Regions from separate parts of the Homo sapiens genome. Here regions 1, 3 and 4 are each linked to region 2. A link is an interaction called in ENCODE POLR2A ChIA-PET data of the cell type or tissue named here. Cell type or tissue: CD4-positive, alpha-beta T cell. All regions are shown on one strand.

What was found. Peaks named below come from ENCODE experiments on the same cell type or tissue, not always from the same donor. Only the 100,000 strongest peaks of a DNase experiment are listed, where the experiment ranks them.
Region 1: POLR2A ChIA-PET joins it to region 2 with 15 read pairs; 7 of 35 experiments call an interaction of 5 or more read pairs at or near these places.
Region 3: POLR2A ChIA-PET joins it to region 2 with 10 read pairs; 4 of 35 experiments call an interaction of 5 or more read pairs at or near these places.
Region 4: POLR2A ChIA-PET joins it to region 2 with 26 read pairs; 7 of 35 experiments call an interaction of 5 or more read pairs at or near these places.

Annotation. Positions count from the first base shown.
Region 1 is chr14:98,170,174-98,178,173 of GRCh38, reverse strand. No RefSeq gene overlaps it. Among named protein-coding and RNA genes, the nearest start is that of LINC02295, 38 kb to the right of the region's middle. In CD4-positive, alpha-beta T cell, no CTCF peak of the experiment used is centred here; DNase peaks (open chromatin) are centred at 363, 2,593, 3,923, 4,643 and 1 weaker place; H3K4me3 peaks cover 1,238 bases; H3K27ac peaks cover 7,913 bases.
Region 2 is chr14:99,268,624-99,276,623 of GRCh38, reverse strand. It overlaps BCL11B (BCL11 transcription factor B), which reads left to right and starts at 4,427. Exons shown (of 4, transcript NM_138576.4): 1 at 4,427-5,463. The coding sequence starts at 5,406. RefSeq lists enhancers at 1,567-1,616, 7,120-7,724, 7,725-8,000 and silencers at 2,017-2,216, 4,501-4,580. In CD4-positive, alpha-beta T cell, CTCF peaks have their summits at 4,095 and 4,299; DNase peaks (open chromatin) are centred at 1,713, 3,423, 4,343, 6,763 and 6 weaker places; H3K4me3 peaks cover 6,529 bases; H3K27ac peaks cover 2,927 bases.
Region 3 is chr14:98,440,829-98,448,828 of GRCh38, reverse strand. No RefSeq gene overlaps it. Among named protein-coding and RNA genes, the nearest start is that of LINC02914, 270 kb to the left of the region's middle. RefSeq lists an enhancer at 2,665-3,166. In CD4-positive, alpha-beta T cell, no CTCF peak of the experiment used is centred here; a DNase peak (open chromatin) is centred at 4,578; H3K27ac peaks cover 1,258 bases.
Region 4 is chr14:98,185,981-98,193,980 of GRCh38, reverse strand. No RefSeq gene overlaps it. Among named protein-coding and RNA genes, the nearest start is that of LINC02295, 54 kb to the right of the region's middle. In CD4-positive, alpha-beta T cell, no CTCF peak of the experiment used is centred here; DNase peaks (open chromatin) are centred at 4,330, 4,770 and 6,493; H3K4me3 peaks cover 1,261 bases; H3K27ac peaks cover 6,949 bases.

The DNA.
Region 1 (8,000 bases), 1.1 Mb after region 2:
AGCCCGACTCATTTTTAATAGCACTTAGGTGGAGTGAGTAATGGTCCTCTATTCATGGAGAACTAAGATTGGACTTAGAATGGTTATGTAATTTGCCCAAAGCCTCTTATCTAACTGGACACTAGAGACCAGAACCTGACCATTCTCCTGATCTTCGCACAGCAATTTGTTACTGTGATCCGTATACTCCGTAGCAGTCTCACCTGTAGGTGAATCTGGTTTTCAAGTCTTTAGAAAGCCCCAAGAGTCAGAATACAACTTCAACAATCTGTATGGGGCACACCTGGTCAGAACAAAAATCCTGGCAAGTGTGATCACTGTGCTGGGGCCCCTCATCTGTTTCCAGTGTTTTGGCTGAACCCCAGAGAGGGACTGGGGCAGGGGCTTTCCTACCAGAGGATGTGACTCAGTCTGGGTTTCAGAGTCTCAAATAATCAATATTTCCATGCAAAGAGCAATGCATGTGTCCTTTCTTGCATCCCCTCTGACAAACACTATGCTCTGTCATCTGGGCTCTCTGTCCTGCTCCGACCCCCCTGAGCCCCACAGACCAAGGCTGTACCCCTGCACCCCAAGGCAGCCCACTGAGGTCTGGGGGCAAGTAGAACCTTTTCTCCACTCATGTCTTCAGGTCCCTGGTACAGAGCCTTGACTCCTCCCATCCTACCTTTGACTTGACCCTTACCTCAGGCTGGATTCTAGTGTCTTCAGTTGTCCAGCTGCCACTAGAATGTGAGTTCCCTAAGGAAAGGAACCCAGCCTTGTTTCTCATAAATAAACCCAATTTAATAAAATGCAGAGACTGTAGTTTGTTGGTCTTTGGATGCTCCATAGGCAGCAGGGGACTCAACACCCAGTAGGTACACAGTACATTGTTTAATGAGCAAAAGTGGAAGGAAGAGAAAGAATAAAATAATAAATTAGTGAATGAATGTTTCTATGACTGAGTTTATCGTGGATGTTCACTGTATATTGAAGGTGAAGGTGCCAGAGACTCTCCTCTCTCCCTTATGCCAACACACCTTAAGTGAAGATCCAATCAGGGAAATGGTCCCACACCATGGACATCAACCTGACATGTGTCTGGATTGATTTGAGAGTTGTAGAAAGGAGATGATTCATTGACGGCTTCTGCTTCCCACTCATGTGATATCAATGTATGTAATTCTTCTTTCAAAATCACGTTTCACTCTTTTTAGAAAATGAATGAGGTGGGAGGTTAAAATAATAACCCTCTTTTTTTCTTGGTGGAAAATAGTCTTTGTCAATGAAATGCTGTTGCTGATGGTTCACAAATCCATTCAACCCAAATTAAAGGCGTGTTTCAAATACTAGGAGAAAAATGGTATTTTTCTCTGGCATCCTTTTGCTTGAATTTTTCAATCTCATTTTACACTTGTACGCTAGTACCATGCAACAAGGTGAAGGGGAAGGATTTGAATTTAGATCTCACTGCTCACAGGCTGTGGGCCTTGGATGAAATGCTTGACATCTCTGAGCCCCAGTTTCCTTAGTTGTGAGTGGTCAATTGTTTTGGGGTTCAGATTTCAACCTATCCTCATGCTGTTTCTCGCCTCCTCCTAGAAGCCAGAGTTTTCAGGATTATCACTTGTGGTAGCTGTTCCTGACTTTGGAGGCTGGGACAGTTGCTCTGTCCCTATGCCACTCCATTTGAATAAGATCCTAATAGCTGGCTGCTGCTTACAGCTTCATTCTAAGTCCCCCAGCTCTAGTAAAGCCTTGTGGAAGGCAGTTTGTTCTTTGTAGGTTTTCGTTAGAATCTCACCTTAGTAACTAACTTGAAATTTCTGTGATTTGTGTCCAACAATTTCTATTTTCTGATCCACATTTGGCTAATGACCTCTCTCTAGAAGAAAGATTGCAAAGATCAAATGGGAAAATATTAAGCTTCTCTGGCCCTTTATTCTATCATCTTGCGTACTCTTGGCTAATCTTTAAATACACCCAGCAGGTTTCTGCCGCAGGGTCTTTGCACTTTCTCTTTTCCTCTGTCTGGGAAGCTCTTTCCTGGTTAGCAACACACTTTGTCACTTCGCTCAGGACACCTCAAAGCTCCCTTGTCAGTGATCATTCTCCCCTGCCCCCAGCATTTTCTATCCCATCATCTGCCTTTATTTTTCTTCAGAGCACTTATCACCTCCTGAAATGCCGGGTCTCATTTACGTCTCTATATAATGCCTTTCCCCAGCCCACCATTAGAGCAAAGACTTCCTCTCTTGTTCACTATTGCATCCACAGTGTCTGGCAGGTGATAGGTGCTCCATAAATATCTGTTGAATAAATATTTCTGTTTGAAATATAATAGAACTGTCACCCAGAAAATGCCAGCTATCCTGTGCTCTATGAATCACCTTCTCTTTGGAGAGAACCATGGGCTCAGTGGAAGAGTAGGGACCATCAGCCGCCACATGACTTAAGCTTTATGCTCTGAGGGTAGAATGCCCTGGAGTATGCATGTGAGAAGAGACAGCCACAGAGACAGGGAGAAAGGCCTAGAGAGAGACCGACAGGGACCAAACCGCAAGGTCGTAGACAGAGACATGTAGAAGGAAGCAGGTTAGAGAGAGGCCCAATGCAGGAGAGAAACAGAGAGATCAGAGCAGAAACCAAAAAAAAAAAAAAAAAAAAAAAGGAAGAAACAGAGAGGAGAAAGACTAGCCACATCAGAGTGGAAACAGGGAGGCTGAGCATGCAGGTACCAGGCCCCAGTCCTTCCACCCACTGTCCGCACTTCATCCTTCCAGAGTCTGCCTCTCACCTGCGCACAGAGAGATACTTCTTGCATCAGCCCCTGGCCCTTTGGAAGCCAAGCTTCATCCTATTTACTCAGCTCTTATGGTCAGAGCTGAGCTCTTTTGTGAGTGGCAACATCCCTGAGGGCTCTCCAGAGGCCTGGAAATCCTCTGTAGCACCAGGGCAGGGACAGCTAATTAATACTGAGAAGGTCTTGGTGGCTCCTGCTAATTGCCCTGACCTAGGCAGGTCTTCATGGGCTGTTACCTCCTCCCCAGCCCCAAGCTCCCAGGGGCCATGTCCTACTCCAAGCACAGGACAGCAAATTTGGAAGAGGTGAAAATTTTACTACATCTTTGTGCTTGACTCTGAAATTCATTACAAAGAACATCTGCAAATATGGACAACCTTAGAGTGTCCCAATGGCCAATACATGAATAACCTTTAAGTATATAATCTCACAGAAACCTTGCAAGGAAGCTGGTGCTGTTTTCCTCTTTGTAACTGGGCAACCTGAGGCTCTAATGAGTTCCAGTTTGGCCGAGGATGCCACAGACTTTAGTTTCATAAACGAGAATTAGGGTTGAGGTTGATCGATCTCTCTGACCCCTATAATTGCCACTATCCAAGGGTGTCTACAGGATACACCTTCAAAGTGGGACTACAGATTTGGTTTGCAGGCCCACGATCTGTTTTCAGAAACCTTTGAAACCACATGTAATTTAGAAATCAGAATTTGGTACATTTAAAATAATATGTCTCATAATTACATATCGTAGAGCATCTTGCAGAGGAGTCTAGGACAGCACTTAGGGATAGAACACAACATTTTTGCAGTGAAATAAATGACTGTTTACATTACATGAGAAAAATAAAGACTATAAATAGCCTTATATTAGTTCTATCAGTTCAGGTCAGGTTTTACCACCAGATTAATGATAAAAACTACTTTTGGTTTTGCAAAACTTCTTTGGAATCATGACTATAAGATTATAGGCTGGAACAGAATAAGTCTCAAGAGAAGGTCTTTCTTCTTTTCCATAGGTGGACCACACATATGGCAACCAAGAACCACACACAGTTTCACTTTATCAATTAGGTGTTGTTCACAAGTAGGGCATGCATGGAAAGCAGAGAACATTCTTCAACCAAGTTGTTGAGGGCAGACTGCTGTCAGCCTGGCCAGGTTTAATTTGGGGTGATGCCCTCATGGGTGTGTCACCCAACCTCAATGTGCATAGCAGTCATCCTAAACTCTTCTTAGGGAGGCCCCTTGGCCGGAATAAAAGATCAGCCCAGGGACCGATGCACAGTAAGTGTTCCCTAATGTTGCCTAAGATTGCTATTACCCAGAAGAGGCTTCATGGCACTCACATTAAACCTACATTAAGTAAGCAGACGCATAGACCGTGGGCATTCAACAATTGGTAACTTATTTCTCCAAGCCTTTCTCTAATCAGGGTCTTTGCAATGCAGTGCATTTAATGTGAAGCAGTGTTCAGATGTGCATTTCCCACCCTCCAGCCAGTGCACAGCTCTCCACTATTAAAGCTCATGCACCACCCTCTTTAGAAACACAGAGGGTAGAGTCAGGTAGAAATCACAGGAGACAGGGCTTTTTCTAGGACTTTAGTTAGGTACGTCTTCTCCAAAATTCTGGAAGAATCTTTCACACCACTCAAGACAGCTCATGAGAAAAAAAAGCATCTCTTTATATTTAGACCGGCGATCTCACCGCAGGTGCCCCACTTGTGTGGGAGACAGGCTATTTTTTTTTCTAGGCCCCAAGAAAACTTCTCCCTCCTCCCATCTGATAGGGTTGCTGCTACTTCCTTTACAGTGCAAAGATCAGAGGGGCAGCTCCCATCCCCCACCAGTGTGGCGAAGGAAGAGGGCAAAAAACAGGCCAGGTTTTCACAAAGGAAGACCAGAAGCTGCAATGATGTAACGAAGTACAGTGCATGCCAGTTCATGGGCAGGCAGGAAGGAAGGCAATCGCAGGCTTTGAGGCAGGGCACCTGCCTTCTACTTGTCTGATTTTAGCAGCTGGAAGACAAAAAATAACTTGGGCTTCCTGCAGCGTGAGCTCCTCAGTAATCCCCTCTGAGATGGGGTGGGTATGGAGTCTCCTCATATGGAATCACAGCTCAGAAAGGATTTGCTGCCTCAGTTTTCTCATCTGTAAAGTGCGTGGCTGATGACCACTTCACAGGACTGTGAGGAGGTAATAATCTTAAGTATAAGAAAGAATCTAACATATAGCTAGGGAGCAAATGAACTAAGGATTCCTAAGCTCGTGATTTTGCAATCATTTCATTTGATCCTTTCCAATCTATGGCACTGATTACTTTTATCTCTATTTATCAATAGAGAGATGAAGACACAATATGCTCAAATGATTTGCCCAAGTCATGGGTAAAACCAAAGCCAGTGTTGGTTCTTTCTGACTCTGAACATACATTAATTAATTTCATTCATTATGCTAATTGTAAAACTGAAGCTAAAATGATCACAAAGAAACACTGATCGGTAACTATAACAGTAAGAATGCAATTATTGTTCTGATCAAAGAGTCCATCTTTGCAAAGACTATTATTGCAAGAAAATATTACATGTTCCTATTTTTATAAGTAAGCACCCTTCCTAGCTCAGGGTAGAGGGTCAAGAATTAACTGTTGACTTAATTTGCATCCAGACTGCAACCTTTTTGTGGGCATCTGGGCCAATGTGCAAAGATGGACTTGCCCTGCAGATGGCATGACCCTGGAGCATTTCAGGTTCTCTACCTGGCTGAGTCTCTGGGCCTAGGAGGGGAAGAGGTTAACTTTCGAGACCTTTGAGAATGGGGACCTGTGTCTTTAATAGATTGGCCTGCTCCTGCCTTCTCAGGGCAAAGCGCAGCAGCTGGGCTGCCCCCCAGGCCCAGGCCTCCTGTTTTGCACAGCCTCTAAAGCCAGCGTGGCTCTGCCCTGGGAGTCTCCCGGCCACAGGTGAGGTTCCTTGGCCCCAGCAATGCCCAGGGGGCCAATCAGGCTGGGCCTGCATGAGGTAAGATGGAGAATCACCCTGTGTGCTCTGGGCTCTCTCAGAAATCTCAGCAGATCAATGTCACCGTGGCTTTAATTACCCCTCCTAGGCCTCATCCTTATTTCATGGCCTTTAATATGCCTGGTAGGCAGCTGTGGACACACAGATAAACAGCCACCCACCATGGCCTGGCCGGAGGTGGTGCCCACTGTGGCCTCCTAGGCCAAGGGACGGTGGTCTGACAGGGCCCTAGCCCTGCCCAGTGCAGAGCATTTTGACACCTAGATCCTTTGAGTATCTTGCAACAGCCCTGTTGTACAACGGAGGCTTGGCACCAGTTTGCTGAGGACCTACTGTGTGCCAGGCATTGCCCCTGAGCTGGAAGCACTGCGGCAGGCCCCAAGTGACTTCTCTGGGCTGTTTCCTGCTGAGGCCCCTCTAGTCACAGGCTGTCCCTGTGTGCTTACAGCCTTTTGCCTAGAGCAATGTTCTCAACCCAGGGCGATTTTGCCCCCAGGGGACATTTGACAATGCCTGGAGATATTTTCCGTTATCACAACTGGAGGAGGGACTGCTACTGGCATCTAGTGGGTAGAGGCCAGGGCTGCTGCTCAGCACCCTACAATGCACAGGACAGCCCCCCACAAAGAAGGATCTAGCCCCAAATGTCAACAGGGCCAAGGGGGAGCAACCATGTAGCACAGACAACTTCCTTAACATGGCATATATAAGGTTGTAGAGGTCCCAGGGACTTCCTGGGCCACTCCCTGAGTCAGGGTTTCTTCTTCAACAGTTTAAATCAACCATGGGTCCCCTTGCTCCTGACCGGCCACCCACCACACAGAGCTTGCCTCTTGCTTGTCCTAGTTCCTCTATCTGGATGTTCTCATTTTTTTCGAGGGCTGACATGCACCCATCTTTAATCACACCTTGCCTTGGAAGCCACCTGGAGTGGCCATCCCTGGCTTAGTTGTTAGCCCCGGGAATTGCATGGGTTGGTTTATGTTCCTTCCCCAATACCTATCACAGCAAACCCACAGGTCACACACTGAATCCCACACATGGTTCACAGGCATAGTTAAAGTATGGGAACTTAGTTTACATTTTTAAGTAGATTAGAGATATCCAGTGACAACTCTGTAAAATGGTCTTTTTATTGTACAAATGCGCTGCTGCGTTTCTCTGCATACACAAGGGACCCTGTGGCTCATGGGGAAGAACACAGGCTTTGCAGCTGTCCTCTCAGTCCCTGGGGGCACACAGCCCCCTGTGTCTGGATCAGTGATTGGGACAAGTCAGTGCTCAAGAAATACCTGTTGTGTCGATGAATCCATCGTATGTTCCTTGATGGAAAAGAAGAGTTTTAACTAGCTGACCCAGGCTGGGATCCCCTTGAAATCAGGATCAGGGGTAATGGCTTTTTCATTCTTCTAACTCCTGCTCCCATCCCAAGGTTACTAAATCCACATTTGCTAATCTTGGGATGCAGGCCTTCAAGAACTGTCATTTGGATAAGTTATTCCCTCCCTCTCAGCTCCAAGTTTTAAATCAGTAAAATGAGAAGAATGAAAGCACCTCCCTCCAGGTGCTCATGCGAGGGATTCCCGGTGTGAGGCCCATAAAGCATTGATGCCTGTGGAGCCGGGAGTGCAGTGCTGGGAACAGACTAGGGACTCTCTCTCTCTGGAGTACAACAGGTTGGGTCCTACTTCCATGTTTTTGCATACGATTTTTCTGCCTGAGACGTGTCAAGTAAAGGAGGCAGAGGGGGACAGGAAGAACTTCCTAGGGCACCTTCTCACTCCCCATGAGGAGTGCCTGAGGGATCTACGAACCAAATGAGAGGCAGTGGCCCCTGCTGAGGAGTCTCTGCCCCAGGTCAGCTGTGCTGCCTCCCAGACCACACAATAGACCTCAATGACTAGGAAAGATCCTTCCAAACCTTATGTCATGCCATTGCCAAGTGGCCTGGCTGGTATCTTACCTTTTCACAAAGCACCACATCTGAGGGAGAAAGAAGAAATACCTCTCAGGTTCAAATTATAATACAGGGTTTGACACTGAGTGGGATCATCATTGGGTTGTAATTTATTTTGTTTCTTAATGGAAACTGAATCTATAATATTTTTAACTGGTCAATAAACTAATCAGTTAGATAGCTGATTGCCTATTAGACTTAGAGAAATAAGAAAAAAAATTCACTTGTTTAGGTTTAGGAG
Region 2 (8,000 bases):
CAACTGTTGAAAGGCAAGTTTTGTGGTCCTGACTCTGCTATCAGGTGACAACGTGAAAAACTCCTCTAAATCCAGCAAAGCTTTAATTGAGTGCTTATGGCTCCCAGAAATTTGCTGTAATTTTCAGAAATGACATAAAATAATTCTAGAAGATACAGCAGGAAGCCCAAAAGGCCTCTTTTGTCTTTTTATGCCTCTGGATTTGATAGCTGCTAAAGATTCTAGAACTGTAAGGAAAGAGATAAGGACCACCTTGGGAGCCTTATTAATATGTACATAAATATGATTTGCTTGGTGCCTCCACTGTGGTTTCCTCACAAGTTAGAATAAGTCCATCCACTGATCAGATCGGAACATCGTATTCATGTTCATCTTCTCAGTCAATAACACTTATAGATCCGGAGGAATAGAAATGAACAGACAGGGGTTGCTTCTGAGTCTGCCCTATACCTGTGAATATGAAACGATTTGCCCTCTCTTTGCATGGTTTTCTTCTTCTTCTTCTTCTTCTTCTTTGTTTTAAAGCACCAAAAATGAAGCCCAAAGTAATTTGGTAAGATGTGCTGTTGAATTGCTACAAAGTTGACTGCGTTTCAGAGGGTGGATCTGTGTTAAAAAGAAAACAACAAAAACAAATGAAATGTCAGTTTTCTTTCTGCAGAAACATTAGGACTTCCCATTTCTACTGACACGTCTTATCTTGATTCTTTCCAAATTTTTGTAAAGACATAAGAGATAAAATATAACAGCTCAGAAGGCAAAGATAACATTGTAGGATCTCGAATAGAGTCCAACCTCAGCTGAGTTAAGTATTGAGAATCGTTCAAAGAATTTTAAACAAAAAGCCTGGCTTGGGGGTCACGTGTCTGTTTAATCTGCCCCCACTGCATGGTGTGTTACACGCAGCACACACAGGGAATTAAAGCCCCACATAAGGTTAATAAAAATGCACTCTGATTTGATGAAATGATTTCTGATTTCTGAACTATTCCTCTATAAAGAAATTTAAAGTGACTGAGAATATGGAGGATTATCTGCTGGAATGCACTGTGAAGCTAGAAAAAGAATAGCAGGGAAATATTTGTGAGTTCAAAAAGCTTTTTGACATCTGCTCTGTGTGTGTGTGTGTGTGTGTGTGTGTGTGTGTGTAAAGATAGTGCAGAAAAGGTGGCATTTATTTCCATGTGATTCCAGCATGCACAAAGCCCCAGCTTTGGGCCCAGCACACAGTAGGTCTGCAGCAGGTGCTAGAGAAATGAACCTGGTTTTAAGATATTAGTTCAGGACCACATTTGGACCCACACTTTTTCCTTTTACATTTTCATATGTGAGCCACCTGCACCCTCTTTTTTGGGGGTGGGGAGGGGGCAGGAGTGACTTGTATTTTAAACAAAGGTTTGGTGAAGAAGAGGTGGGGTGGGGTGCGGTGGGGCGGTGCAGTGACCTTCTCAGGAGAGTCCTGAAGCCCCCTCTCGCCTGCCTGGGGTGCTGAGGCAGGGGTGGGTACATGGCTGTGGGCCGAGGTCGACCACCCCCCTCCCGCCCCGCCTGCTGTCTGGGCATCTAGAGAGTGGGGAAACATTAGTACGGGGCCAGCTGCGGAAGCCTGGCAGGGTCGAGGGAGAGGTCAAGGTCGGCCGAGAGGCGGCTATTGATCCGGCTTGGAACGTGAGACATGGAGCGCAGCAAGACTAAAGGGGGAGCTGTGAGACCAGACATTAACAGCTTTGCGCGCTGATGAGGCCCGTGCCAGACGGGCAGAGGGAAAAAGAGGAGACTGGAGTGGCAGCTGGGATCGCTCCCTGCCTGCGCCCGGCCGCCTCTCGGGAGAAGAGGAGGAGGAGGAGGAGGGGAAGGAGGGGGAGAAGGAGGAGGAGGGGGAGGAAGATGCGGAGGAAAAGGGGGAGGAGGAGGGCGAAGGGGCCGGCTCAAGGCTGGGCAGGGGCAGAGCAGCCTCTCCCCGGCTGCCGCGAGGTGGAGCGCGCCGGCGGGCGGCGGCGTGTCCGGCCCTGCGTCCGCCCGCCCGCGCGTCCCTCTTCCCGCCGTCGGGGCAGCGCGGGGCCAATGAGGAAGTGCTCCTCGGGTCCGTGGGGCACGCGCCGGCCCACGCCAGCTACTTCCTGCTGGGAGTGGGGAGGGGGTGCCCCCTCCCCAGGCACGGCCCCTTACCGCACGCGGGGTGGCGGCTGCAGCTGGGACTCCGAGAGCCCTTGCGCCGCTCGCGGAGGGGCTCCCTTTTCCTGAGGGGTCCTCCCCGTCCCGCCTTGCCACTGGCGGGGTCTGCCTTCCTTGTAATCAACCCCAGGAAGGTGAGGGTCGTGGGTCGGGATTTCGAGTCCCGGACCGCCGGCGGCGCTGGGCTGCAGGCACGCCGCGGTGTTTTGGGTCCAGACCTGTCCCTGACGCGCTGTGTGTCCTAGGGCAAAGTGCTCACCCTCTCTGGGCTTCACATCGCTAGTTCTCAGAAAGAGAGCGCGAGTTGATCTTTCAAATTTAGAGTCCGGGCGAGTAGGGATGGCCAGTTTATGAATGTCTTAAAGAAGTTTATTAAAGGTGCGTGTGGGCATATTTTTTTTAAGCCACTTTCCTGGAAAGATTTTCCCGGTGAGAGGGATGGCAGAAGAGGGAGGCCCTACTAGACTTTGGACCACGTGGAGGTGGGGTGTTGGGGGTGGGCAGCCGGGTGCAGCCTGCCCGGCCAGGGCGAGGAGGTGCAAGTCCGCGCCCCGCCCCCGGTCTCCATCCGCTCGGCCTCGCGTCCGCCCACCGTGGAGCCCACAGTTTACAGAACTGCAAGCCAGGGCACATTTTATTGTTATTATTTTTTAGGGTATGGGACTGGAAGGGATCTCTTTCTGTTCTCGCTCACGGACTCTGGGCGCTGTTAAATTGTTGGTGCCATCGCCCCACCCAAGACCTTCGGGACGAAAACAAAAACCCCCGTGTGCCCCCCGAGGAAAAGGCCCCGAGGGAGGCGGCGCTGAGGCGTCACGGCCTCGCCATGCGCCCGGGTGAAGCCGCCGGAGCCAGGCCTGGGGGCGGAGTGGGGTGGGTGCAGCTGGACTCGCCCGCGAAGCCTAGCCGGAGCCAGGCCCCGACCCGCCCTGGCCGCCTCCAGAGAAACCCTGAGAAGGGAGAGGAGGCCAGCCGCGTGGCGCGCCCAGCCCTGGAGGCCAGGTCATCAAATTGACAAAGTTGGCCACAGCCTGGGGAATGGGGGGTGTCCACGGGGGCCGTGGTCTGGCCTTGTCCCCGGGCCACGGAGAGGCCCCACAACTCCTCTTGTCCTCGCCGGTTGGAGATCAAACGGCTGACAAGGCAGCTGCGTCCTTCCCAGTCTGACAGGCATTTCCAAGTCCTACCCTGGGCCGAGGAGCGCGGGGGGCGGGGTGTGACTTCCAGGTTGCTGTGATTGTCAGGGGCGCCTCCTGGAGTCACCCACCCGAGTATCTGCGGAGATTTGGCCACACCTACTCCTGGGCTGGCAAGTCCAAGTCCCTCTCCCACGTGGAGCGCCCCGGTCCCTTTACCCTCTCGCTTGCCATAGACCCAGTTTAGGAGGTGGGGTCGTGTTTGACCCCAGGAGTTAATCGGGGTAAGGTGAGGGGAGGGGACAAAGATTTGAGTGAAAATCCTTTTCCAAGTGGGACTCAAACAAGGTCTCAAACACTTCTCACCCCCTCACGTGCTCTTGATTCTGTTGTCTTAGTGTCGTTTATTTTGTCATCCTCACCCTCCCAGAGTCTGTAATACCAGGATTTATATGGAGACACTTTTTGGAAGTTGAACTCCAACATCTACTCCCCTCCCCTCGCCGCCCGCGACCATAAAACAAAAGTAAAAACTACCAAGCGACTTTTCCAGGGAAACGAAGCGATTCTTACTGTCCCCCCAACTCCCATGTCGACCCCAACCCTTTTCCACAGTCCACGCCCCCACCCCCAAAGTCCAAGTCCGAAAGAGCTTTTGGGTGGGTGGAGACTTGCATTGATTCAATTTAGTTCACTCACACAGCACCCCGCCCCCCTTCTCAGGGGGTCCTGCTCCCAGGATGGAGGAGATATAAGGACGATTTTTCTTTTATTTTAAAATAAGCTGCCCAGTGGCCCCCCCCAACCCCCTCCCGCTGTTGCGCAGCCGGGGCTCGGGGGAGATGAGCGCACAAAAACGCGGTTTGCACGTGTGTCCGGCTTGGGCTGCGGGTGTGCGCAACTGGCGACTGTGTGTGTGTGTGTGTGAGTGTGCGCGCGCGCGCGAGTGTGTCTCTGTGTGTGCTTTCTTGTTCTCTTACAGGGTACAATGTTAAAAAGCCACCGCTAGTCGCCCCCAGTGCTCCGACTCTCTGGGTCTTTTTGTCTCTAGTGCAGATTAAACGTCACGTCCGCACTTGAACTTGAATTTTATCCCATTGTACAGAGGCAGCCCCAGCCATAGAGAGACCGAGAGCTCCCAGAGAACCCGGACTCCGCCATCTTCACGTTGCAATCTATAGCTCCCAGTCTGCGCCCGCACCGACCCAGGCGCACTGGGCGAGCCGCCCCTCCGCCCCGCTCCCCCCGGGCCCGCGGCGCCAGGGGAGCGCTGGGGAGCGCTCGCGGGGACTCGGCAGCCCCTCCGGCCGGCGCCAGCCTGCCAGGTGAACTGGGAAGGAGCCTCTCCTGGTGTCCCCCCAGAGCCTCGGAAGGGTCAGTCTCCGAGAAAAAACAAAAACAAAAACAAAAACAGGCAGCCCGCAGAAAACCCAGAAACAACCGAACCGGGGCAGTTTTACATTGCTTTGGGTTTTTTGAGGGGGCGGGGTGAGGGGGTACGAGACAAGTCCCCAAGTTTTCTTTGCTTTTTTTTTTCCTTTGCTTTTTCTTCTTTTATTTTTTTATTTGTTTGCATTTTTTTTCCCCTCCTGGTAGAAGTGCGCTTTCCACCTACCAGACCCTGAAAGAAAGTGTCAGGAGCCGGTGCAAAACCCAGTTTAAGTTCAAGAAGACATTTGCAAGTGCAAGAGGCCAAGCAGTTTGAAGAAGTGTAAGAGATTTTTTTTCCTTCGAAAGAATATATTTTTAAAGAAACCAGCCAGTCCGCGGAAAGCAACAGCAGTTTTTTTTTTTTTTGCCTCTTTTTCTTATTTTAGATCGAGAGGTTTTTCTTGCTTTTCTTCCCTTTTTTTTCTTTTTGCAAACAAAACAAAAAACAGCATAGAAGAAAGAGCAAAATAAAGAAGAAGAAGAGGAGGAAGAGAGGGAAAGAGAGGAAGGGAAAAAAAACACCAACCCGGGCAGAGGAGGAGGTGCGGCGGCGGCGGCGGCGGCGGCAGCGGCGGCAGCGGCGCGGCGGCGGCTCGGACCCCCTCCCCCGGCTCCCCCCATCAGTGCAGCTCTCCGGGCGATGCCAGAATAGATGCCGGGGCAATGTCCCGCCGCAAACAGGGCAACCCGCAGCACTTGTCCCAGAGGGAGCTCATCACCCGTAAGTGTCTGCGGAGTGCGCGCGAGGGGCCGGAGATGGGGCTCCGGGCGTCTGGGGCTGGGGACACCGAGCCCGGAACAGCCGAGCCTGGCCAGGCGCCGGGGCCGCCCGCTGGCTGGCAGAGTCTACGGCGTCGGCCTGGAGCATGGCGGGGGGCGGGGGCCATAGGAAAGTTTCTTTGCAGCCCGGGGAGTTGGGGCGCCGAGCAGCCGGACGCGCCTCGGGCTCGGGGGCCTGCGGAGCCGGCTCCGGGCCGGGGAGGGGGCATGCAGGCTGGAGGAGTGTGTGTGTGTGCGCGCCGAGCCCGGCTGGACGCTCGCCCCTCCGAGCGGCGTGTGTGGCGGCGGCGGCGCTGGTGGCGGGGTTTGGAGAGGAGGGGGAGGGGGCTGGGGGAGCGGAGGGGGAGGGGGAGCCGGGAAGTGGGGAAAAGTTGGCGAGCGCGTGGGTCCGCGCTGACGGCGCGGGCGGAGGAGAGCGGGGTGCGTTCCGGCTGGGGGAGCCGTAGGGCCAGGGGCGGCCGCCGGCTCCGGGTCCCCGGTCCCTGCGCCCGGCCCAGCAGGGTGCCGGCCGCGCCAGTCCTAGGATTCCGCAGCCGCCTTTCTCTCCCCTCCTCCTGCTATTTGCAAAATAATCCAGCTGCGCGGCTGTTTGCCGGGCTCAAGCCCCCCTCCCCACCCCCCACTTCCCCACCTCCGTCTGTCTCCTGGGATGATCTTGTCTTCTTTCCCCCACTTCAAAAAAGGTGGGGGGATTGGGGTTGGTGAAAAATCCCCGCCACGAGGAAAAAAAAAAAGGTTGTCAGTTAGGAGTGGGAAGAGAGTGATGCGCTTGTAAAATAGTAAAAGAAAAAAAAGAAAAAAAGGAGACCCATCAATCTCGTATCCATCTTTCTATCTCAGTATCTTTCATCTTTCCTATCTAAATAAACAAGGCAGGTCGCAGTGGAAATCCACCGGCTGAAATCGTGTCGATTTCAAGCATGTGGCTGGGCGGGCAAAGTCAGGCAGCGGGGCAAGACAAGCAGCAGCTTCCACCGTCCCTGTTGGGTTTATTTAGCAGAGGGGAAAAGCGAGCGCGAGCGGGCCAGGTACGGTGTTTGCAGGGGAACCCGCCCCGAGTCCCCGCACACTTGCACCGGGAAGGTGGCTTTGCGGCGCTCCCCGCCCGCCGCAGCCCGCGGGGCGGCTTCTTCGCTGCGCGCGAACATTTCCCCGCCGTTCTTTCTCTCGCGGTGCCTGGGTCGCCGTTCCTTTTTTTTTTTTTTTTTTTTTTTTTTTTTTTTTTTAACTGCAATAGAAATAAAACATCCTCTGGGTGCCATCGAGACCGCGGGCAGGTTATATGCTTGCAATCCGCCGCGCACCTCGCCGGGCTGGGGCCGGGCTGCCCGCGCGGAGCTCGAGAGGGCTGCGCGCCCAGTCACCGCAGAGGACTGGCTGCCGGGCGGCCGAGAGCCGAATATTTATGTTATATTTTAAAAAATTTAAATAAATAAATAAATATATAAAGTGGTTCTCCCCTCCCCTGAAAACCCAGCATAGGAGCCATCTGCTCGGAGCAATTGCTGTTGCCATCTCTCCTTTGTTACAGCAGATACATTAGTAAGAATTTGTGGATTTATTATGATTTTTTTTGGGGGGGGGGGAATAGAAATTAAAGTGGGATTCGCCTTGGGAGAGGGATGCCTCTTTGGAGGAAGGGAAGAGGACTTCTCTTTTATTTTTCGCCGTTGTAACACCAAAGAAGACTCGCCGGCTGCGTTTAAAACAAAATGTTTTGCAGCTAGATTTGAGCTTGGTTTGATCAAGGTCTTTTTTGCCAGTTGACATTTCGATCCTTTACCAAGCCACAGCAATCGCTTATTCTACACCCTTCCCCCTTTAGATGGGGTGGTTGTTAAAACGTCTATACTTGCAGAGGCTTAATTTCTCCAGGAGGCAATTTGCCCCACGTAGCCTCTGTATAATTGCAAGGGTTGTTTTTGAGGAGGGGGAATTGGGGGGGTCGGGGAAGGGGGAGTGGATGGGGGTGCACTGCCAAGCTGGCAGCAGCGGCGAGCCAGGAGTGGTTGCAGTTGTGTGTAAGGGGAAGAAGCAGGTAGGTTCGCTTTGCTTTGGCTCTCCTTCTCCTGGCATTCCTGGGACATCAGGCGAGAGCCCTGGCCAGAGGACTGGTGGCAGCTGGGCATGGGGGTGAGGGGTGCCTGGTGCAGCACTTTCCCATCCTTCATTTGTTCCCTGTCTCGCTCAGCCCTGCTCAGAGCCACGCTGGGGAAAGCCAGCTGACACTGGAGCAGTGGCAGGGAGGGAAAAAGAGAGAGGCAAAGGAGAAGAGAGGTGGAGAGAAAAAGGGGAAGGAGACCAGAGGGCAAAGGAAAGCCGGCCTGCCTTTGAGGGGCACACGGAGCCCAGGCTATGTGTACAGGTTTAAGCTAGGAGAGTGGTCCAACCAGTTTTCAGACAAGGCTATTTATTATCCAAAAGCAGCTGGCTTTTCGTCTGTCCTGTGTCACCTGGGAGGGAGGTGGGAGAGCAAGC
Region 3 (8,000 bases), 830 kb after region 2:
TGCCTTCCATATCCTGCACCACCATGCTTTTATATGGGCTGAAAAAAATTTCCTTACTATGCAAGTGTCCTCCATCATTAATGCCTCTTTAATAAAAATGCTTCTCAAAGCCACTTTACTTCTAAAGGAAGCTGGAGTCATTCACTGCAAAGGCCAGCAAAAGGCATCAGATCCCATTGCTCGAGACAATGCTTATGCTGATAAGGTAGCTAAAAAAGCAGCTAGCATTCCAACTTCTATCCCTCACGGCAGTTTTTCTCCTTCTCATCTGGCCACTCCCACTTACTTCCCCACTGAAACTTCCACCATCAATCTCTTCCCACACAAGGCAAATGGTTCTTGGACCAAGGAAAATATCTCCTTCCAGCCTCACAGGCCAATTCTATTCTGTCGTCATTTCATAACCTCTTCCATGTAGGTTACAAGCCACTAGCCTGCCTCTTAGAACCTCTCATTTCCTTTCCATCGTGGAAATCTATCCTCAAGGAAATCAGTGTTCCATCTGCTATTCTACTACTCCTCAAGAATTTCTCAGGCCCCCTCCCTTCCCTACACAGCAAGCTCGGGGATTTGTCCCTGCCCAGGACTGGAAAATTGACTTTACTCACATGCCTCAAGTCAGGAAACTAAAATACCTCTTGGTCTAGGTAGACACTTTCACTGGATAGGTAGAGGCCTTTCCCACAGGGTCTGAGAAGGCCACCGCGGTCATTTCCTCCCTTCTGTCAGACATAATTCCTCGGTTTGGCCTTCCCACCTCTATACAGTCTGATAACGGACCAGCTTTTATTAGTCAAATCACCCAAGCAGTTTCTCAGGTTCTTGGTATTCAGTGAACTAATGGTCTTTTAAAAACACACCTCACCGAGCTCAGCCACGAACTTAAAAAGGACTAAACAATACTTTTACCACTTTCCCTTCTCAGAATTCCAGCCTGTCCTTGGAGTGCTGCAGGGTACAGCCCATTTGAGCTCCTGTATGGATGCTCCTTTTTATTAGGCCCCAGTCTCATTCCAGACACCAGACCAACTTAGACTGCACCCCAAAAAACTTGTCATCCGTACTATCTTCTGTCTAGTCATACTCCTATTCACCATTCTCCCATTCTCAACTACTCATAAATGCCCTGCTCTTGTTTACACTGCCAGTTTACACTGTTTCTCCAAGCCATCACAGCTGATATCTTCTGGTGCTCTCCCCAAACCGCCACTCTTAAAGTAAATAAATAATCTTTGCTGGCAGGGCTATGCTGAACCTCCTTAGGCACTTACTGTTTGGATGTCCTGAGTCCTCCCAATTCTTAGTCCTTTAATACCTGTTTTTCTCCTTCTCTTATTCCTTTTAGTTTTTCAATTCATACAAAACTGTATCCAAGCCATCGACAATAATGCTATACAACAAATGTTTCTTCTAACAACCCCACAATATCATCCCTTACCACAAAATCTTCCTTCAGCTTAATCTCTCCCACTCTAGGTTCCCACATCACCCCTAATCCCGCTTGAAGCAGCCCTGAGAAACATCTCCCATTATCTCTCCATACCACCCCCAAAAAATTTTCGCTACCCCAACACTTTACAACTATTTCATTTTATTTTTCTTATTAATATAAGAAGACAGGAATGTCAGGCCTCTGAGCCCAAGCTAAGCCATCATATCTCCTGTGACCTGCACATACACATCCAGATGGCTGGTTCCTGCCTTAACTGATGACATTCCACCACAAAAGAAGTGAAAATGACCTGTTCCTGCCTTAACTGATGACATTACCTTGTGAAATTCCTTCTCCTGGCTCATCCTGACTCAAAAGCTCCCCCGCTGAGCACCTTGTGACCCCCCCACCCTTGCCCGCCAGAGAACAACCCCCTTTGACTGTAATTTTCCTTTACCTACCCAAATCCTATAAAATGGCCCCACCCCTATCTCCCTTTGCTGACTCTCTTTTCAGACTCAGCCCGCCTGCACCCAGGTGAAATAAACAGCCTTGTTGCTCACACAAAGCCTGTTTGGTGGTCTCTTCACATGGACACGAGTGAAAGTTACCATGCTTGGTCCTGCTTCCCACTGTTATAATAGGTAGATTGGCAGATAAGAGCAGGACAAGAAAGGGCCCCGAAGAAGATCAGATGATTCCCAGATGACTGTCTTGTGATTGTCAGGTGGGCTCCTCAGGCATTATAAGGTAAGTGGTCACAACTGGGGGAAAAATTCCTGAGAAACAGGAAACATCTTGAGCTTGTGGGCAACAACTACCCAATAAGATCCTAGAAACTGAATCTTATTGGGAACCTTCATAATAAGGGTACCTTCATAACAAGGTACAGCAGACTGGGGGGTTTACACAATGGAAATTGATTTTCTTGTAGCTCCAAAGTCTAAATGTTCAAGATTAAGGTGTCAGCAAGGTTGATTTTTTTCTGAGGTCTCTCTCCTTGGGTGGTAGATGGCTGTGTTTTTGTCTGTGTCTTCACATGGTTTTCAAGTCTTCATGTCCTCACATGTCTTCAAGTGAGGTTGACCTAGGGCCCACTCTGAGGACCTCATTCTAACCTAATTACATCTTTAAGGCCCTATCTACAAATACAGGCACACTCTAAGGTCATCTTCTTCAACATATGAATTGAGAGGCAGGGGCACAATTCAGCTTATAACAGGTGTCATTACTCCCATTTTACTAATGAGGAAACTGAGGTAGCGTATTTTGCCTAAAGTCACACAGTGAGCTGGGATTGGAAACTGGATCTGTCTGAGACCAAAACCCACACCCCACCCTCCAAGCTGTATCGCTCATCCTGAATAAGGCAAAGTCAGGGCAGCCAACCCAACTTGAATCTTTAAAGGGAAAGCTGAGATGGGCCCCAGAGGACAGGAGATAAAGGGAATTGAATGCTGATTGCTGGCAGGGGTGTGGGAGGAGCTGCAGGACAGGCATTATGCAAGCAGAGATGGGAACATGGCTGTGGATTCCGTGTACCTTCTCAGACCAGCTGGTGCATGGTGCACTGATTTAGAGCTCCTTAAACATCCTAGGTGGAGACAGATCTAAAAGAAAGCTGCTCTTCTTGTGTTCCTGTGAGAGAAAGCTGCTTGCTAGCTGGAAAGACAGGGGATACTGTGGAGGGAGAGTGAGAAGAAGCCCAGTTCCTTCCCACATTACAGACCCTACGCTAATACAACAATAGGAGGTCGACCCATTGCTAATTGTTCTGGGAGGAGAAAGAGTGAGCATCACACGAATGTACAGGCACACAAGAGATGTAATAAACACAGTCTAACATATCACCAGCTCCCATACAGGGCTGATTTGCAATTGTAAATCCATTGGTAGCGTGCATGAATGCTAAGAACGTCGGAGTGCCGGGCTGTGAATTTGCCAAGGAAACTGGCGTGCTTTTCTACAAGAGAAGAAGTATATACCCTGTGGAAAATTATTTTTTTTCCTGTGCAATTAGGTCTGTCTCTCCATTTAAATCATTTTTAATAATCTCCTGATCAGTGCTGTATTTTTAACTGTGAATAATATAACTCTACATTTACACTAAACATAAACCATTGAACAAAAAGTATTTTATAAACTGGAACTTACCTTCCCTTAAATAATGGCTCCAAATAAGTGATTTCATGCAAGCAAGACAATCCAATTAAGCTGCTATCTTTGGAGCCGTAGGACTACATTGTTTAGCCCCACAGAGCAGGGATGGCCATACTACATCCATCGGGCCAAGTCCAGCCCATTGTTTTTGTAAATAAAGTTTTATTGGAACAGAACTACATCCATTTGGTTGGGTACTGTCTACAGCTACTTTTGCGTTACAACAGTAGAACTGAGTAGTTGCAGCAGCTATAGTATGGCTGGCAGAGCCTTGTATTTCTAGCTAGCCCTGTACAGAGAAAGTTTGCCCATCCCTGCCTTAGAGCCTTATGTCAGCAGGGTCCCTTCTCCATCCCAGGAAGCTCTTCCAGTGGAATCATACGAGGATGTGTCCAAGGCTCTCTTGAATCTGGTTCTGGTTCTAGTTGGCTCAGAACATCCAGTAACTAATAATGCTGTGACTACCATGGTTTGTTCCTGATGGTGTATTGGACTCAACTATCAACAGCAGTTCATAACTCAGAAGAGTCAGGGAAACCACTATAAAAAGACAAAATTGTAAAACGAGCACATATCCCTGTTGTTGGATGTTGGCACTGGTTCTAGGCCCACTTTGTGTTCAGACCCAGTCCTCGCTTGGGCCTCATTGAGCTCTCTCTCTGGGAGGGTTGACTTTTGCTGGTTCTTCTCCAGGTTTTACACTGGTCAGCTGCTTTCCACCTGAATGTGGCCATTGACAGCCCTGGGCAAGCAACCTGGCAGCAGGTGGAAGGGAGAAGCTAGACTACTTCTCTTCTTTCTCTCTGTCTCTTTGCCTTGGGTATATCTGTGGTAACAGCTTTATTTACTCTCAAGCAGGTTAAGCATTCGTCTAAGACTTTCTATCTAGGAAATGAAAGAGCCGAGACTCCAACTCTGCCATGGCTGTTTTTAAAGGCTCTGTTCTTTGCCACACCTGGTTGTTTTTCAGAGAGTGAGTGACCTCAGAATGCCACCCCCACTTCCTGCCCAGAGGTACCCAGCAAAGGTGAGGTGAAAAGAGCCCTTTAGTAAAATTACCATGGAGGGAGAGTAGAAAGCAAACTAGAGCAGCATGCAGGTTGGAGGCAAGGAGGCAAGTCAAGGTTCTCCAGAGGAACTTCTGGAACAAAGTTAGGACCATCAGTTGCACCCAGGCACATGTATTGTTCTATGCACTGTGCTTCCTTTAGCTTCTAGCTTCCTTGCCAAGATGACCTTCAAAGCATGGTTATCAATGAGGTGGGGCGGGGGGTGATGTCCCCGGGGGTGGGGAAGCAGTTTTGCCCCCAATCCTGAGGATATTTTGCAGTCTGGAGACATTTTTGGTTGTCACATTGGGTGGGTGCTGCTACTAGCACCTAATGGGTGGAGGTCGGGGATACTGCTAAACATCCTGTAATGCCCAGGACAGGCCCCACAGCAAAGGGTTCCATGCATTTGGGCCCCAAATGTCAATAGTGCTGAGGTTGAGCCACTTTCAGATTCAGAGTATTCACCTGACAGCATAAAGTAATTGTGGCCCGGCAAGGTTAATGAAATGAAGATTCCTGGAATAGTCCAGGAAAATATGTCCCCAGTGGAAGATATTCTTCCTCTATGGTTTACATTATGTGCCAGATCCCCTTCTCACACATATGTAAATTATTTGAATCCCTTCTTTTTCAGTAACTTCAAGTGGCTAACCACATTTCATTGTGAATTTCAATACCAGTTTACCTAGGAAAATGTATTCCAGATACATCAAAAGGAGCTGAATGAAAAATATCATGTGTATCCTTTTTATAAGTTTAAAGTCAGATTGTAATGTATTAGCAATAGATAGAATACTTTAGACTTTTCTTTTTTGGTCAAATCATGTTTGATTTGGTTAATCTCAGTTGAACAGGAATTTAACACCAGGTCTTTTAAGTGAAATCATTTCTATATTAATGAGATCCAGAGTGATTCAACTAAAAAAATGATTAAAAAACTAAAGTGTCCCCTTGCTGTTATTCAAATGAATGGAAGGAAAGAGGTGGTATTTTTGAAGCTCACTCTCTCTCTCTCTCTCCCTCTCCCTACCATCTTTTTCCCAGCCTAATTGACTTGGATCTGGCTCATCTTGAGTAGGTTATGTTTTCTTATTGTAACAGCCTTTCCCCAGCAAAATCATTCCCCTCACTAATGAGCTCCATCCTCCTATGATAGGGAGAGAGTTTTAAAAACACCCACTGTTCTCACTCTTTCATTTGAATAGCACCAAAGGGGCACCTTTTCCCATCATTTCTATCAGAGAGATAGGGTTGGATCTCATTAATAAAGAGATGATTTTACTCCAAAGAGCCCTCAGCATTGAGCCCTAACCTAGATTAGAACTTTGTTAAACACTGAGCCCCAGCCATTGAAAGGTCCTCCTGAGCTGTACCCACACCCAGTGTCACCAGAGCCGAGATTTCACCCATTGAAGGAATGGACAGCCAGGGTCAGGCTGTGCCCTCAGTTCCCAAACCTGCAGATCCTATGATGCTCTTTGCCTGACAGGTCTTTCACCTTTAATCAGCTGTATTTCACCTGTATTTCACAGTGGTCTTCTCAGACCTGACCCTTCAAACCCAGGGGCCTTCCACAAGCCATGCAGCTCGGACTGAGATGTAGGGGAAGGACTCCAGCAGAAGGGTTTCCCAGCCCTGTCTTCACTCCCACTCTCTGCTCCCTGTCACCATGCCTTGCCATCGTTCTTCTGGGTCTCAATTTCTATTCCTTCATAGCCCAGTTCACTCCCAAACTCCTGTCTCTGGCCTGCTAATTGCAGCAGACCCTCTGCCCCTGGGGTAATGAGAGGCAGGTTAGATGCATAGCCCAAGACACCAATGGCCCCAGAGAGCCGCTGACTTTGCATGAGTCCTCTCTTAGCCACCCTCATCTTTCAGGTGCCCTGAGAGCTTGGGAGAAAGCAGAGCCTGGTGGTTAGCATGTGGGCTCTACAGTATCCCAATTTGGGTCCAATCTTGCCATTCATGACCTTAGATACATGCCTTATATTGGAAAAGGTTATGTGTTTCTTGTGTTTCTGCACATCTTATGAATAAGGCACTGACTGCTCCTTGTTCAGGTCTATCTGTCTAAAGTTGTTTATAGGATAGTGTTTCCCTCTAGAGGAAAGAGCTAGCAGCCTTACTGTTAATTATAAAACATTTGGGTTTCCTAAGCTCAGAGATCCTCTCTTGTAATACGGGGAATTGCATATGAAGGTGTCACTTGGCTCTCTTTGTGTCATCCTGTGAGAATTGGAGCTTATGGGGAAGGTGCAAGAAATACTGATGCTCTGGCTACTTCTATAACTGTGATTAAAAAACTGTTCTGTATCTCTGACCCAGGAAGCTTGTGTCTTCCGCCAGCATCCATGAAACTGCGACAGGCTCACTTGTTAGCTGTTTCACAGTTCTTGACAACTTGCTTATTTTGAGCTTCAGCTTTCTATGTGTAAAATGGGAGAATAATAAGAATACTGCTATAAACTAAACATTTACATTTCTCTAAAATTTGTATGTTGAAATCCTAACCCCTAATGTGATGGCATTAGGAGGTGGAGGTCTTTGCAAGGGTGGAACCTTGAAAATGGGATTAGTGGCCTTATAAAAGAGACCCTAGAGAGCTCATTTGCCCCTTCTGCCATGTGAGAAAACAGGGAGAAGGTTCCATCTATGAAACAGAAAAGAAACATTCACTAGACAGTGAATCTGCCAGCACCTCGATCTTGGACTCTCCAGTCTCCAGAACTGTGGGAAATTGATGTGTGTTTTTATAAGCCACCCAGTTTATGGTATTCTGTTACAGCAGCCTGAACTGATGAAAACAAGTACCTCTCTTAGAAGGTAGTTGTAAAGATTTAATATGATAATCAATGTTAATGATGATAAACATTGGCAAATAGTAAGCATTAAATTAATGTTATCTAATTTTCATTATGTCACCTTTGCCTGTCACCTTATTATAGCAGAGAAGTCTGATCAGAGGATTTGAGAGATCACTGTGGTCAGAGGGAACCCTGATCTCAGCAAAATAACCTAGTTCTATTGTCAGATACAATGGTCATACAGATAGGAAACATTCCTCTTTGGATCACCAATTGGAAGGAGATTAGTGATCACTTTCCCCTCCTTTGAGTTTCCATCAGTAACTGCAGTGGACTGCGTCTTATTTTATTATAGTCCCTAGCTATGTGTAGGTACTTACTCATAAGATGGAACATATAAATATGAATTTAGTTCCCATCACCAGGAGGAAATACCATATTGGAACAATGTGCCCATTCCCTTGCATTTACAATCATATTTATCCTCTCTTAAAATCTCTCCCTAGCTCCTTATTGCTCTTGAGACAAAAATCTAAACACCTCCCTCTTTAG
Region 4 (8,000 bases), 1.1 Mb after region 2:
ACAAAGATTATAAACCAAAGAGGAAACAAGTCATTTCTTTTAGCTCTATACTACTTCAAATGTCACTGCTCCTCTCGGTCCAGCTTCTTAGAGCAATTACATGCACCATCAGGATCCTTGGTGATTTTGTAGACTTTCTTGGTCTTTAGTTGATAGTTCAAGGCTTTGGAGAGGTATCAAGGATGCTTGCAAAGATGGCAACTAAAGGCCTGGGTAATCCTTCAACGAATGGATCCCTTGTTTTCTGCATTCACCCATGTTTGGCTTAGTCAGTTGTGGTATGTCTATAAGCAGATTTCCAAGCTTCTTTTGCTGAATTCTGAATGGCAGATAAAAGATTTCCCAGTGATTTGATCTTAATGGTGTTTTGGGGAGTTGAGGGGTTGAACTCTTTATGGGAGAAGTGAATTTTCATGGAGAGATCAGGCTTTCTGTGATTCTTTAGATAGGCAAGAGACTGCAGTGCTGAATTGAACCTCAGAATGGGGCTCTTCTTTTTCTCTTGCTCAGCGAGTCTTCCAGCATTTATGTTAGCTTCACAGTCCTAAGGCAGCCATGCAACAGGAAGCCCTTCTAATTATTCCCAGTGATTCTTATAAACATATCTTTCTTTATCAGTTTCCCAGACTCAGTCCTGGTCATCCCTGACCTCAAGGCTCTCCTAGTCTAGAAGAAGAGGTGAACACTGGCCCATTACACCTGACTTAGGCCCTCCCTCTTTCCCCAGCCCTTTGAGATGCTGGAGATGACTTGCCTGCTGACCCAGCTCCCATGTCATCCTTGAGAGTGTGGGCAGCTCCAACATGACTTTCCTTCTGGAGTTTGGGCCACCAGGAGTGGGCGTACTTCTGCCTGTCACTAAGCAGACATGACATGAGTGGGTACAACTGACATGTTTTTTTTTTTTTTCCTTTTGGATGTGTGGGTGCCTGCAAGATTTTCTTTTCTTCCTTCCTTTCAGAAGTGCAGCAGGGAGAATGCCAATCAGGAGTTGGTGGTTCCATCCACAGCCATTCAACCGGCCACCCTGACTGAGTTCCTCAAATCATAGACATCTATGACACTGTGGCATTGAGATCTGACAGTATGCGGCTTCCTCACTCTCCCATGTTGGAGGATGCTCAGAGTGCTGCCGGAACAGGACACAGAGATAGCACAGATCTTTCTACTAATAGAACACCAATACTGTGGAAGACTAATACTAGCACATACTATAATAAAAGTAGGGCTTTCTGTTCCTGTATACGAATGTTTTAGCTTACATTTCACTTCTTTCACTTTCTTCATGGAAAGCTTGCAGCCTCATCTTCCCAATATAGTTAATATTCTCTTTACACTTCCTGCGATGGCTCCCATCCCATTCCATGCTTTCCCTTCCACTGCATGCCTTATGCATGTCGGTCTATGTTCAATGTCTGCGTTTGCCATTAGACTATGAGCTTCACTAGGAGGAAGAGTGAGTAAGTGGGTCTTATTCATCATTGTCCTCTCAGTGTCCAGTATGGTTCCTGGCATAGAGTAGGTATTTAATAAATACATGTACAATTGAAATAGGATTCAGTATTAACTTTAATGACCCCAAAGACTTCTAAGTGATGCAAGAGAGATCTTATTAGTCTAATTTAAAGATGAGGAAACAGGTTCAGAGTTGGTGACTGGGATTAAGCCAAAGCTCTAGAGCCTATTTTCTAACTCATATTGATATTTTCGGGGAAAAAAAATATGAAATTTTGGTCAAGACCAGAGAAATGTTTGATATTCATTGTCTGTAGAATGAACATAAAATGGTCTTTAACACTTATATCAGGCAACCAATTTAGGAAGCTATAAGTCATTGCTCACCTATGTAGTTTGGAAAGAGCCTTGTGTATATAGGCAGTCAACAAGAATGGGTGAATGTACCTCAGTTTCCTTTCTGTACAGTAGAGGCAAACATATTTCCTATACCTAGTTTACTGTGTTGGTCTCAGGAGTGAATGCGATATTAAGGGTGCAAAATTTGGGGAGACTATCTCTGTCTTAGGTGATGGGCATTTACTGAAATGCCATCCCCATTCCATTTTGAGAGCCTGTCTCTGTCATAGTATAAGGTGTGCCCATCTATGCCCCCTTCCCAGCCATGATGTTCTCTAGTTTCCAGAATGCTGGGTCTCTAAGAATTTTATTTTGAAATCTTCATCTTGACCTGGTCCTAGACTCTATCCCTTTATGTTTATGGGCCAGGGTGTGGGGAAGGTGCACTGGATTTGTCTTTGGGATTATCTTGCCAATCTGCCAAGAAAAATAGTTGTCCCTCAGAAAGGGGAGAAATTTAGACAATACATGTTCTCCTAATGCCAATGTTTATTGGTATCAACTAGCTCTATACACACATTGGTATGCTACCTTCAGATCCCAACATTTCTGAGGCGATGGATATAATTCTACAATCTTGGAAGTTTCCTTTTTTAAAAAAAACAGGTGGAGGCTTTTCAGCAAAATCCAATTCTGCCTAACTATGTCTTTTAGCTTGCTTCACACATTTAAAAATTTAGAAAAGTGTGTCCCACGCCCAGGGAAATTTGCCCCAAAGGTAATAGAGATGACTCTATCTTGATGATTGATTGATGCTGGGGTGAAAGATCTATGCTGATCAATTGTAGAAGAAAGAGTTACCTCTAGAATGTTCAATATTCTCAATGGGAGTTTCAGTTCTAGAATTTTATTCCATATCATGTAATGCCAAGATTAATCATAAAAACAAATATTTATTTTCACAAACATCTCTTAAATGTGTACAGTTGACTCTCCCATTTACATAAAAATTGGAAGCTCAGCTGGGATTTCTGCTGGATCCAGGGGTCAGACTAAGATTAATACCACACTACTAGTGGCAACTGTCACTGCCATTTCTCTAAGTCCTGTTTTGTTTAGAATCTTGAATTACTAGAATCACTGTAACTTCTCCCCTTCTCAACCTCTTACTCGCAAGAGCTCTTTTGAGCAAGTTTTATAGCTTCATCTTATCCACCCTTTGGTTATTGGAATCGGGTAGTTGCTTTCCGGCTTCTATTTGAGAAAAGAGATCTTCCTATCTTTTGCACCTGGGAGTGTGTGACTTATTTAAGAGCAAGTTATTTGATGAAGTGCACAGTTCACTAGACCTCCTAATACCCTAGAGGGATAATTCAAAAGCTGTATCCAGATGGGATGACGTGGACACCTCTTACATAAGACCACGGGAGATAAAAGCTTTATCAATGGACTTTATCATTCATTGATCAAAAGTCTTCTGGCAAACTTCCCTATCATCCTGTAATGACATAGGGCCATCTTAGAGACTTCAGACAAGGCCCATTTGAGAATCCATGATGGGCAGGTATCTGGAAACCAGGCAACATACGCCTTGGGCATCTGATTCTTTCTTCATACTTTGAATCACTTATGCACACCTCAAATAATTGAGCATCTACTATGCTCCAGGAGGCATTGTTTAGGTACTGAAAATGCAGAGGTAAATAACATTATTTCTGCTTCAAAATAACCTCAGAGGTAGTCAAACATGGGTATAATTAACCAGAATGAGACACATTGACTTATTTTCTTATCAATTTTCTCTTCACTTCATGCATGTTTTAGACTCAAATTCTTCCTACTCCTCACTGATACTGATGGCAATTTTGGCAGAAAAAATGAGAGCAAGAGCAGTAAGTAAGAGGAGCACCAAACCAGAAAGTATCAGGAGGCAGGAGTGTCTGTCCTACCTCTGTCCTGACAGGACATGAGTGTGGCCATAAGCCAGTCAAGTCATGGCTGTAAGTTTCATTTCCTTAGCTGTAAGATGGGCTACTGGTAACAGCTCCTGTTACTGAGTCAAAGGGGTTGCTTATATGTGAGAAAGCTTTGAAAAGTCTCCAATATAATGCAAATATGGGCAATTATATTAAGCAACTTCATATAGTCACATGCAACTAACTTTACCGAAGCAAACTGAAAAGGCATGAAGACACAAGAAGCCAATGGCCATTGAATCTTCTGCTAATCTTGTGAAACACAAAAAACTCCTCTAAGAAAATGCACAAACCTACAACATTTTGCAGAAAAAAAAAGTAAGGGTGTTCACAGACTTCCTGGTAGCCCATTTATGGAACATTAGAGAGCTTGTGGTCCCCATTTGGAAGCTGTCAGGTCGAAGGCAGTATCTTCGGATCTCAGTAGGCAGGACCAACCTAACCTAACGAAGAAAACCTCCCACCCACCTAGAAATTACCGAGCACCTAGAGTCGAGCCCCTTCTCCATCCTCACTGCTGTGTGTATCATGTGTATTTACACCTTACCGTTTCTTCTAGTGAAACAAAAGAACACCATCTGCCCAACCACATTCCGCTTCCAGGAAACTGAAATGAGAGCGGATGTTGTCTTTCACTGCTTGTTTTCATTTTTTCTTTATCCTTTTATGTGTGCCTCTATTTTTGTTATCGCACTCTTAAAAGAAAAGATATACTTGGAGCAATTTTACCTCACATTTCTCCCTGAATTTTCCTAAGCCTGGACATCCTTAGGTGCCAGATGCCTGCCGCACAGGAGAAGTGGTGAGTACTCCTGTGGCCATTTACCAAAATAAGCTTTGAATCACCCAGTAAACACTCCCTCACACCCCTCCACAGCAAGGGCCATGTCTTATTCCCCTTCTGTCTCCATTCCATCAGTTCTTAGCAAGTAGGGGTTGAGAATTTGAGACCAGGAACAGGTCAGGAAATACTGTGGGTGAGAGGCCACAGGAGACAGTTCATCAGAACAAGGGTGCCAGGGTGTGGCCTTCAAGAGGGCCTTCCTGTGAAAAGCTTATTGACAGAGGTTCTTATGACAGAGTCCCTGAGAAGAAAGGTCCATAACAGGGTAAATAATTCCCCCAAGGCCAGAAGGACTTGGGATTCTGCCCAGATTAGAAGCTCAGTCCTACCCAGAAGAACAACAGCAAGAGATTAATTCATGAGCAGCAGGTTTAGGAATCAAAGTAGACAGGCAGTATTGCCAGAGTGCATCAGAGAATCGCCTATGAAAGACAGAAGCCACAGAACATGGATAGAACTTTGTCACTGTCCTCCATTTGTCCATGCAATGTTTTAGTAAATGAACTCCTTGGTGGATAACCACTTAAATGAGAGTCTACTGACTTATTTTCGAGGGACAACGAGCAGGAAAAGGCTGGCAGACTGTGTCTATGAAGAGAAAAATGTTCTCTTTCCATTAAGGCTCAAGGTTGAGAATTAAATTAAATAGACAGCAGAAGAAGAAAAACCCAGTTCTATAATGGTGAAAGAGCAAGGCATGTGAACCCACCAATATTAGGTCTCAAAGAGATAATATCAAAAAGAAGGCCAAGGGTTGCAAATAACAAATTTAGTCTTCTGAAAAGTCCACAGCAATGTATCTTTTTTCCCTCCAAGATGAGCAAGAATTTAATCATTCAACCAGTGGCCTGGTTCTTGGGAAACACTGCCAAAAATTAAAAATTAAATGGATCTGGGGACTCGGTCTTGTTCTTCAAATTAACTTACCTTTTAAATGACCATTTATACCTCACAGCATGTGAGCCTATTTTTACCAGCAATGGAAACTTCCTACTGCTAGGTGTTGGGGTTACATTGATGAAGAAGACAAATTTCCTGATTTTAGGATGCTCAGAGTCTCTGACAAACTTCCAGGCTAGTGTGCTGGACTTCCCAAGATCACAGCAGATAAAGGCTGACTTTTTGTGTGCATGAGACTGTTTTTGTCCCAAGAACACCCCTTAAAATATTCAATACGTTCTTTTATTTATTGTTGGGGAAAGCAAAGCAAAAGGCTGATAGCTCAAGAATAGAGAAGTTCAGCTTTGATAGACTCTTATTTTCTCCCTTGTTTACTGAACATATCTAGGTGAAACAAACAAACAAACAAATCAATCAGGGGCTAGATTGTATTAGCCAATGTCTTTCTGGGAGAAAAAGAGGGTGCCGACCTATTTTCCGGTGTTTATGTAGCTATTAATAACAACTGCTTGGTTTTGCTAGGATTTGACTTCAAGGCAAATTAGGAAAAAAAAGACATTTTTCAAGGAAGAGAACACTTTTTGTGGTAAGAGAGGTGATAAAATAAAGATTCATCTAATGTAGGGTAGCAAATAATTGACCTCCAATTCCTTTCAAATAACAATGATAGTAACATGTTTTCTCTGTGTTCAGAACTCTCCCTTCTGAGCACTTCCCAGACATTAACTCATTTAATCCACACAGCACGCCTGGGCTCCAGCCGTGACTCCACCCCACAGTGGACTCCTGGGTTGGCGTGTCCACCAAGAAATCCAGGATCCTCAGCTGTCCAGGGATGTTGGACTTCCCAAAAGGATCTCCCCACAGAGATCTTTATATCCTCCTAGTTATTTTCATCAAAGTTGTATGAAAATCCATCCAAGGTGGAGGAGGGGAAGAACGAGGGCAGGAAACAGGTCTGGTTTTGTGACTACATGTGGTCTTAGCCCTAGTTTGCCTTCTTATGAAACAGGTGGGGAAAGTCACAGAATTGCAGAGTTCATGGGTGCTCATGGGTGTTGCAGGTTTGCAGGAAAGGATCCCAGAAGAAATCTCCCCAGGAGTCATGTAGCTTCTTTTCCTGGGGGCAGGTGGGTGTGCCATTTGCCACAGACAACAGTGTTTTGATTGTAAGGAAAGAACCTTTGAAAATATTTTGAATTAACTTTTTTCTGAGTAACTGTGCTTCCCCAGCCCAAGTGGAGGGGTGAAAAAAGGCAGAGGTCCTAGTTCCATAGCCTCACTCATCACATCATTCAATATCTGTCTGTCCTCAAGGAGAGATTATTGGAAATTCTTTCATAGCTCATGCTCCACTCTTTTACATTCATATCACGCAAAACAGAACTTTTCAAAGAGCTCATCTCTAGGTCAATTGTTCACTCCTCCCTTTAAACACCATGATATACAAGAAAGCCAATGTTGTTTGAGAAATGAACGCCTAGCGCAAGAAATGCACTCTTGATAACAAAGCTCTCTTTTATCAGACTATAATTAATGAAACTTCTTTCTGTCTTATGGAGTTACCTTGTTAGTCCCCATAAAACTCCGTTAAGTAAAGACATATCATTTTTTGTAGCACCAAGACAGGATTTCACCAATTGGAGGCTGATTCTTCACTTTATGACTTGATTTTTTTTGGTAGCACTGTATGTATTCTCTCATTGGGTCTAAGCATTTTTTTTTCTGGAATACTAAAGTATATTTAAATGTAAGAGAACAAGTCTCTGAACAAGAGGCTTTTTAATAGTTCAAGTTTTATATATGAAATGGTCCCAACTTTAGTCCATCATTTTTATTCTAAGGAAATATGCCTGGCAAGGACACTAGCGTTTCTGGACCTAGCTAGAGGGAAGAGATATTCTAAGACACTCTAGAACTATCTTTTTTCTCCTTTCTAGAGAGCCTTGGTAAATAGTTTATATAAAATATTTTTATGTTCATTGAAATAGCAAACACCCTGTGTGACCACATTAGATAAAAATGCAGAAATGCCCAGGAGAAAACCTCCAAGCATGTGATAATATGACAAATGCCAATGACAAGTCAGGACGCATTTCAAAACCTGCTCAATCCTTCTAAAGTCCATCTGAAACCTCAGTTTGGTTTTCACTCTCATATATATGTGTATATACATACATGCACATGCACACACACACACACACACACATACGCTCACTCCCACTCCTTTTCCAGTAGCACCAGTGTTTGTGAACGTCAAGAATTAAAGACAAAGTGACATTTCATACATCAGATGGGAAGTCCACTAGCTTATGTAATAAAGGGGGAAAAAGGTCCTTAAATTGCACTAATATACTGATTTTGTTAACCTGATTTGAATTAAAGCAAATAATCAAAATTGTGTTCAGCTCCTTCTATCAGAGGCAAACCAAAATTGGCTGTAAACTGTTTTGAACAATGCATTTCAAGCCTCAGCAGAGGGTGTC